Regions from separate parts of the Homo sapiens genome. Here all the other regions are linked to region 1. Evidence: chromatin loops called from intact Hi-C (ENCODE). Cell type or tissue: PC-3. All regions are shown on one strand.

Evidence for each region. Hi-C counts contacts between places; a loop is a spot of excess contacts. Peaks named below come from ENCODE experiments on the same cell type or tissue, not always from the same donor. Only the 100,000 strongest peaks of a DNase experiment are listed, where the experiment ranks them.
Region 2: it touches region 1 in a loop (5-fold over the local background); 1 of 110 quality-filtered maps calls a loop at or near these places.
Region 3: a loop joins it to region 1, with 6 times the contacts of the local background. A loop is called at or near these places in 1 of 110 quality-filtered maps.

Annotation. Positions count from the first base shown.
Region 1 is chr7:103,717,539-103,720,038 of GRCh38, reverse strand. All of the region lies in intron 8 of RELN (reelin), which reads left to right. Among named protein-coding and RNA genes, the nearest start is that of RELN, 270 kb to the left of the region's middle. In PC-3, no CTCF peak of the experiment used is centred here; a DNase peak (open chromatin) is centred at 1,188; H3K27ac peaks cover 2,128 bases.
Region 2 is chr7:103,793,715-103,796,214 of GRCh38, reverse strand. All of the region lies in intron 3 of RELN (reelin), which reads left to right. Among named protein-coding and RNA genes, the nearest start is that of RELN, 190 kb to the left of the region's middle. In PC-3, no CTCF peak of the experiment used is centred here; no DNase peak of the experiment used is centred here; H3K27ac peaks cover 1,594 bases.
Region 3 is chr7:103,592,253-103,594,752 of GRCh38, reverse strand. It overlaps RELN (reelin), which reads left to right. Exons shown (of 65, transcript NM_005045.4): 26 at 261-432; 27 at 871-1,071. Among named protein-coding and RNA genes, the nearest start is that of SLC26A5, 150 kb to the right of the region's middle. In PC-3, no CTCF peak of the experiment used is centred here; no DNase peak of the experiment used is centred here; H3K4me3 peaks cover 745 bases; H3K27ac peaks cover 1,303 bases.

The DNA.
Region 1 (2,500 bases):
CATACATATATATACATAAATGTAAGGCTGTCTTAACCAATGATTTTTAAAGTCAAAGAATCCTGAAAATGCAGTTCTGCAAGATGAAATTTATCATGTTATCCACAGCTAAATCATCTTGGAAAGTGTCCTAAAATATTCGTAGAAGAACTTTTCATTTTTCCATTCCAGTGAAAGATCTCTTATCCATTTCTGTGCTGAGACATCGATTTGCTACCATCCTCACTTGATTCATTAGACGCAACTTATGGAATTTATGGTAGTAGCCTTAGGGGCATTTGCCCACTTCCTTTAGATTTCCTCTGGGATAGGAAGAAAAATTTGAGATGACATCCTTGCAAAGTGTTATCCTACAGATGCCTCCGAACTCTACTTTCTCAGGCAGGGTTGAGGACCCAAAGGAAATGGCGGTAGTACCTTGTGTCTACCACACAGTCTTAACAAAATTTCACTGAATATTTGTTGTGTGCTCAGTATTTGCTTGAGCTGGCTTCAACTGGGAAAACAAAATAAGTGAGAAAACAGAACGTTTTTACAGCACTTAACAATGTAGTAGAAGGCACTGGGTACATAGAGAGCATGAAATCTCTAGAAAACGGCATTGTTGTAAACAGGGTGGGTCTGTGTATATGTCCCCAGGGTGGCAGTGCCTAATGAGGTTCTTGAGGAAGGCTTCTTAGGAAGGAGAATCCCTGCCAACAACCCAAGTCACTTGAAAGGACAGGGAAAGGTTTTTCAAGTGAAGAGGCAGAGTGAATACAGGCAAGACATTGGAGGGGAACATGCGTGCCCTCCTAGAGCAGAGGAACTGGGCCTGGTAGCTATGAGCAATGTCAGATAAAGTTGCATCTATCTGAAGACTAATCTGTATCAGCTCAGGGCTTCAACTTACTTAATAGAGGGATAAATGTTAAATGGAGGTTTTAAACTCATTTAATTTAACTTTTTAAAAGTAAAATAATGTTGTTCTTTAGTTATTTAATAGAGGTCTGCAAAAGAACCTCTTTCTCTCTTGAGCAATAGAGAAATAGAATGAAATTAATTCTTCAGAAAAATTGTTTGGGTAGTTGTGTTAGGGGTTCTTTGTCACTTCCTTGATAGAGATCTGCATTGAGTCACTCTAAAAGAATTTACCAAGTAATATACTTGTTCAATTTAGCTTACCTCTTACATCAGATTAATAGGATTCATTAGCCAAACAAGGAATAAAGGTAAAGCATTTAAAAACACACCATGAAGAATAAATAGTTTGGCTTGCCAGACAAATCTATCTTGTCCATCACAGTATCCTCAGTCACTAGCCCAGGGACTCATAATAAATAGATGCTCATAAATATTGCTTCCCTGAGTGACAAGTAACCATTACAAAGACATCTATAATAGTATGTTACCAAGTGTTAAACTGATGTGATGCAGACATTTCATGGCAAGAGGGGGCTTGGGGGAGGTGATCTGAGGACCACAGTCAATGGAAATGATTACCCAGAAAGAAACAGAATCACCAGTAAACTATACTTTAAGTGAAACAAGTAGACAGAAATACATATGCAAGTGTTTATCAGTACGTAATTACTGAGCTAACTAGAATCTATTATTTGTTCATGATTTATAGAATTAGTACCTTTTCTCTTGAGTTTTACTTACAGATGTCCTAAACATTCGGGTTTTATTTTTGTACGTGTGTTTAATTTTTTTTTTTTTTTTTTGCTGCTTTGTTTTTGTTTTTATCATTTCAAGACAGAAGGAAGTCATTAAATCATAAATGCTTTATATTTACTTATTAAGATACACAGATGTTCTTAGGCTTGAATTATTGTCCTTCTGTACTGTACATGCTACGGAGTCTCAGAGATGAATGAGAGCCACTCTGTTTACACGAGTGTATTTTGAAAAATAAAAACTGGAAATTACAAAAGCTAAAAATACTCTTAGCTGAATTGGAATATTGCTTTGTGAAAGAAAAGAGATCTGGTATTATTTTTTCTTTAATAGATGTAAAGGATAAAATGTCACTTGTAAAAGGTATTCTATTTCATTTAGCATAAGAAAAGCAGTTGATTTTTCCCTTGAGCCTAATTCATAAACATCTTAATTACTCAGAACTTGATTCAGTAGAGAAATTCTCTCTCAACTCTTTTAGAACAGGTAGTTCAAGAGGAGGAGAAATCGATTCCTCCATATCTTGGTATGAATTGTTGCTCATTTCCTCCACGAACTTACTGAAATATATTTAAAATTAGATTCTCATTTTTTTTTCCAGAATCACTCTCCCTGGTGAGTAAGACCTTGGGGAACTTATTATGAAATAGTGAACACCTCTTCTGAAACATGGACACCTCTAAGTATAAGACTAACAAAATATTTGGTGACCTAAGCCCAAAACAAAAATAAATGAAACATTAGAAAATTTTAATGGCAAAAATAATACATATGTTTTATAAGGTTAAATACGTGTTTTATTTAAGGGTAAGATTCTTGGATATAAATGTATTCAACTAAG
Region 2 (2,500 bases), 76 kb before region 1:
AATATGGAAATCAGTATTCTGTATGACCTAATTTAAAGGGATAAGTGCTTGAGTACATACACTCAGTTCAGTGTTCCAAAATAATTTACTGCATATAACTCCAGGGATATTTAAATTATATAAAGAGTTTAAAAACATGATTTCCATATTGAAATAGGTAGACCAACTAGTTGGCACTGTGTCAGATGAGAGACAATAGAAGCTTGTTCTATTATTTACACAAATTGACTGGTTTGGCAGTTGCTACAGCAATGAGCCATAATGAACTACAGAAAAATGAAAATGTGATTTCTTTAGCACTATACAAAAATGGAATATTTACAGAAAGGCAGAGAATGACTTACAAGAGCCCTAGCTGTGTCAAAATGGTATTCCTTGTTGCTACTTATCCAGAATGTAATCCAAATAGTGTATGTTTACTGGGGCAAAATTGTAATGATGGGCCATTATTTTCCTGCTGTTAGTAAGGGGACTGTGCTTTGTAATTCCAAAGGAATTTAAAATGTTCATTTTCCATGATTTACTTTTCACTTTTGACTATACCTTTAACCTGCCTTTGTTTGCAAAAACAAAGTAGTGAAGTTCCTGAAATTGGATGTTTTGTTCATGTCTTCCCAGCAAAGGGAAAAATAAACTCATAAAGCATATGACTCTACTCTAAAATACCTAATTTTTTGATGAGTTGATTCAGTCTCTTTTGCTCTGTTAGGAAGTTCTTGGCTTTTTTGTTACAGTTTTGGCTTTGAACTTTCATGTTTATACCTTATATTTTTGTCCCCTCCCGATTATCCACACTGGATCTCCTGTAACAATATTTTGTTCACTTCCAGGAAAGACCTTTTAAACAAAAACACTGCACATTTTGACTTGCCCAAGCCTAAGGGCTGTGTTAGTCAACACAGTAAATTCACAGAAAATGTGAGTCAGACAAGACAACTTTCTAAAGCCAATACTTAGCTTGAGCCTGTGAGGACCATTTATATAGATATCTACTGCAGAGTGTGTGTTTGTCAAATCTTTCTTTTCTCTTTTGCCCAAAGCAATGCAGGAAGCTTGTTATGATTGTTCCATACAAATTGACTTCAATAGATAATACTAGTTGGCATTAGGGAATATTATATATAATTAAACACCTAGACTTCAATAGAAAATACTAGTTGGCATTAGGGGATATTATAGAAAATTAAACTCCTAGACATGAGCCAAATTTGAAACATTTATCATAGTGTAAGTGTCAAAATGCATATGTATTCAGTATGGTAAGCACGATGTTCTGTGTAAATATTGAAATTTTGATATGGGCTGAGTTCTTACAAACCTATATACCAGGGTTTCTGAATCAGCTGTGATTTTACCTATGCTCCCAGGGGACATTTGATAATATCTGGAGACATTTTTTTGTTGTCATACCTAGCATCTAGTGGTGCTACAGGTGCTGCTAAGTATTCTACAATGCACAGGAAAGCCCCCCTACAGCAAAGAATGATCCAATTTAAATAAATGTCCAGTAGTGCAGTAGTGCTAAGGTTGAGAAGCTCTGCCTGTTCAGTTTGTAAATGACTTTACCAAAGACAACTCGGGAATTGCATCATTTCATATGGTGTCCTTTTTGGCTCATGGGAGAATCCTACTTCAGTGAAAAATTATTCTTTCTGCCTGTTTTTGTTGTTGTTGTTGCAACTTAGATATGCATGTGATATGCATCTACCAAGGAAAGTGAAAAATCAAAGGGGACTGGAAGATAATCCACTGCCAGGCCAAGAGGATAAAGTTTAATCCTTACCAAAGGGTCTTTGGTTGGGGAAAGAAGGAATAAAACAGCTTGCTGATAGTGATGGTTGTGACAGGAATGGAAGTTGTTACTTAGAGGAAGCATGAAATCTGTCCTACTCATAGGGGGATATATAGCAGTTCGTCTGTTCAGACTAGTAGTTTTCGAGCCTGGCTACAGTTGGAATCATGTGTGCCTGAACCTTGAGCCCAGAGATTCTAAATTAAGCGGTCAAGAGTGGAGCATGGCAATGTGTATATTTTTAAAGTTGCCCATTTCTAGAATCACTAGTCTAGATAGTTTAGTATCAGCATTTTAAATACCCTTAAAATTAAAAAAAATTACCTACAAAATTAAAAAATATTACTTCTGTTTATGGCCAGGCACTGTGGCTCATGCTTGTAATTGCAGCACTTTGGGAGGCTGAGGCAGGTGGATCACTTGAGGCCAGGAGCTCAAGACCAGCCTGGCCAACATGGTGAAACCCCATCTCTACTAAAAGTACAAAAATTAGCCGGGCGTATGGGTGTGCACCTGTAGTTCCAGCTACTCTGAAGGCTGAGGCACGAGAATGACTTGTACCTGAGAGGCAGAGGCTGCAGTGAACCGAGACTGTGCCACTGCACTTTAGCCTGGGTGACAAAGCAAGAGTCTGCCTCAAATAAACAACCTTCTGTTTAGCAAAATGTTCACTTGTACTACCGATGACAACCACTGTCACTCTGACTG
Region 3 (2,500 bases), 130 kb after region 1:
CAATGAATCAAACTCAGTTGAAATATTCTCCCTCTTCTCCAAAAGATACAATTCCAAATGAAATAAACATGACCAGGACTAAACCTGCCTACAAGGTTAAACCTCAAGTCTGATATGTCCAAACTTACGGGCTTTTGGAAAATATTGAGATCAAACCAAACAAAACTTTTCTCTTGTTGTTACCCTTGTTGTTTTAATAGCTGAAAAAAAAAAAGCACAGCTTTTGTTTTCCCAACCGTAAATGATTTACTTTTATTCAGATTTGTCTATCTGGAGCTTCCAGCTGCTGCCAAGACCCCTTGCACCAGGTTCCGCTGGTGGCAGCCCGTGTTCTCAGGGGAGGACTATGACCAGTGGGCAGTCGATGACATCATCATTCTGTCCGAGAAGCAGAAGCAGATCATCCCAGTTATCAATCCAACTTTACCTCAGGTATTCTCCTATGTCTGAACTCCAAGAAGACAGATAATTATAAAAGTGAATGGCATAAAGAACTCATTTCCTTAAGGATTTAGTGCTTGACACTGAATGTATAATATAAGTTTAAGGGCTTGTACTTAATTTTTTGTTACCTCTCTATGCTACCACTTCACAGATAATTTAGATGTAAAAAAGACTGAAGTCTGGTTAAATCATCAAGCAAAATCGTTAGTGTGTTTATAAAATGATTAGATACACAGTGGTAAAATACTTTCAGTTGTTGAATCATCAGGAGAAAAAGTTAATAGCAGTAAAAAAAAATAGAGATTCTTCTGTGTTTTCCTAGAAATGCAAATGGTACATGGCCCAGCATGTCATGAAATGAAAATTCCTTTCTTGTTTTCAAAGCTATCAAATTGCCTTTTGTTTTATTTGTATTGTTTCTATTAGAACTTTTATGAGAAGCCAGCTTTTGATTACCCTATGAATCAGATGAGTGTGTGGTTGATGTTGGCTAATGAAGGAATGGTTAAAAATGAAACCTTCTGTGCTGCCACACCATCAGCAATGATATTTGGAAAATCAGATGGAGATCGATTTGCAGTAACTCGAGATTTGACCCTGAAACCTGGATATGTGCTACAGTTCAAGGTATTTATGCACAAGCTTCTTCCCAGAGCAAGTTAAGGAGTAAAATATCTTCCAGATGTATAAGTGGAACTCACAAAGAACACAAATTTTTCATATTCTATTAAAGAAGGGACTCACCTGTACGAAAGCTTAACAGTGTTAGAATTGCGAAGCTTTTCAGCTCTACTCGAAAGCAGTTATTAGTTTTTAAGGAGTCCCAAAAGTTGTGGGTATACCATTTCTTTAGGTACTCAAGGAACTCTACCAGAATTAAAAATAAAATTGACTTTTAGAACTTCAATCTGATTGTGACTTAATGAATCTCAAGCTTCTAAACGATGATGAATAAGTTGTCCTTTTCATCTTGCTAGTGGTATTTGAACTTACAAGGTATTTTATGCTTTTGCTGTATTATTTTCAAACAAATTATCTTACTTAAATTCAGTAAATTTTTACTCCAGTCATCATTGTTCTCTTAAAAGCTTCTTGTTTTTCAGCTCTGTGATAACATATCAACATGTATAGCAAGTATTTACTTTGACAAGGTCTTGTTTCAGAACCCTAATCAAAATTTCATTGTGTTTATAATAAAATCCCATAGGTGACTTCTGGGGTTGAAAGTAATGCAGTTTTAATGAGCTAGCACAACTACATGGTCCTTACATAATGGCAGGATGCAGATGCTAAATAATTTACAAATGGAATTATTAAAGAGATCAGATGTTTATAGGCAGCTCTTCAAATACAATTTCCACAGGTCTGTAAACAAGGAAGTGAGTCATAAATAATATGATTAGTAAAATGTAACCCTTCCTTGTTTAGATTCTGATGCTAAACTACAATGGAAAAATATCAATAACAATATATGAATCTATATTCATTTGTTGGTAATACCTAAAGTAGTAACAAAATAATGTTAATAGCAAATATATTTGCAGAACACTATGCTGTTTCTCATCTGACACCTTTTCTATTTAATTAATCACAAACCATGGTTGTGTAGGTATTAAAGTCTGCAAGATAATATTCTGAAATTTTTAAAATCTAAATTTAAAAAATAGTGTTAAATATTTCAAGCATTTAAACAATGATCAGGAATGCACACTGCTTAGGAAAAATCTTAATTCTCTACCATTTGACCCAGCAATCCCATTATTAGGTATATACTCAAAGAAGTATAAATCATTCTACCATAAAGACACATGCATGTGTATGTTCATCAAACCACTACTGACACTAGCAAAGACCACCTAAATGCTCATCTGTGGTAGACTGGATAAAGAAAATGTGGTACATATACACCATGGAACACTACACAGCCATAAAAAAGGATGACATCATGACTTTTATAGCAACATGAGTGGAGCTGGAGGCCATTATCCTAGGCAAACTAATAAAGGAACAGAAAAACAGATGCCACATGTTCTCACTTGTAAGTGGCAGCTAAACA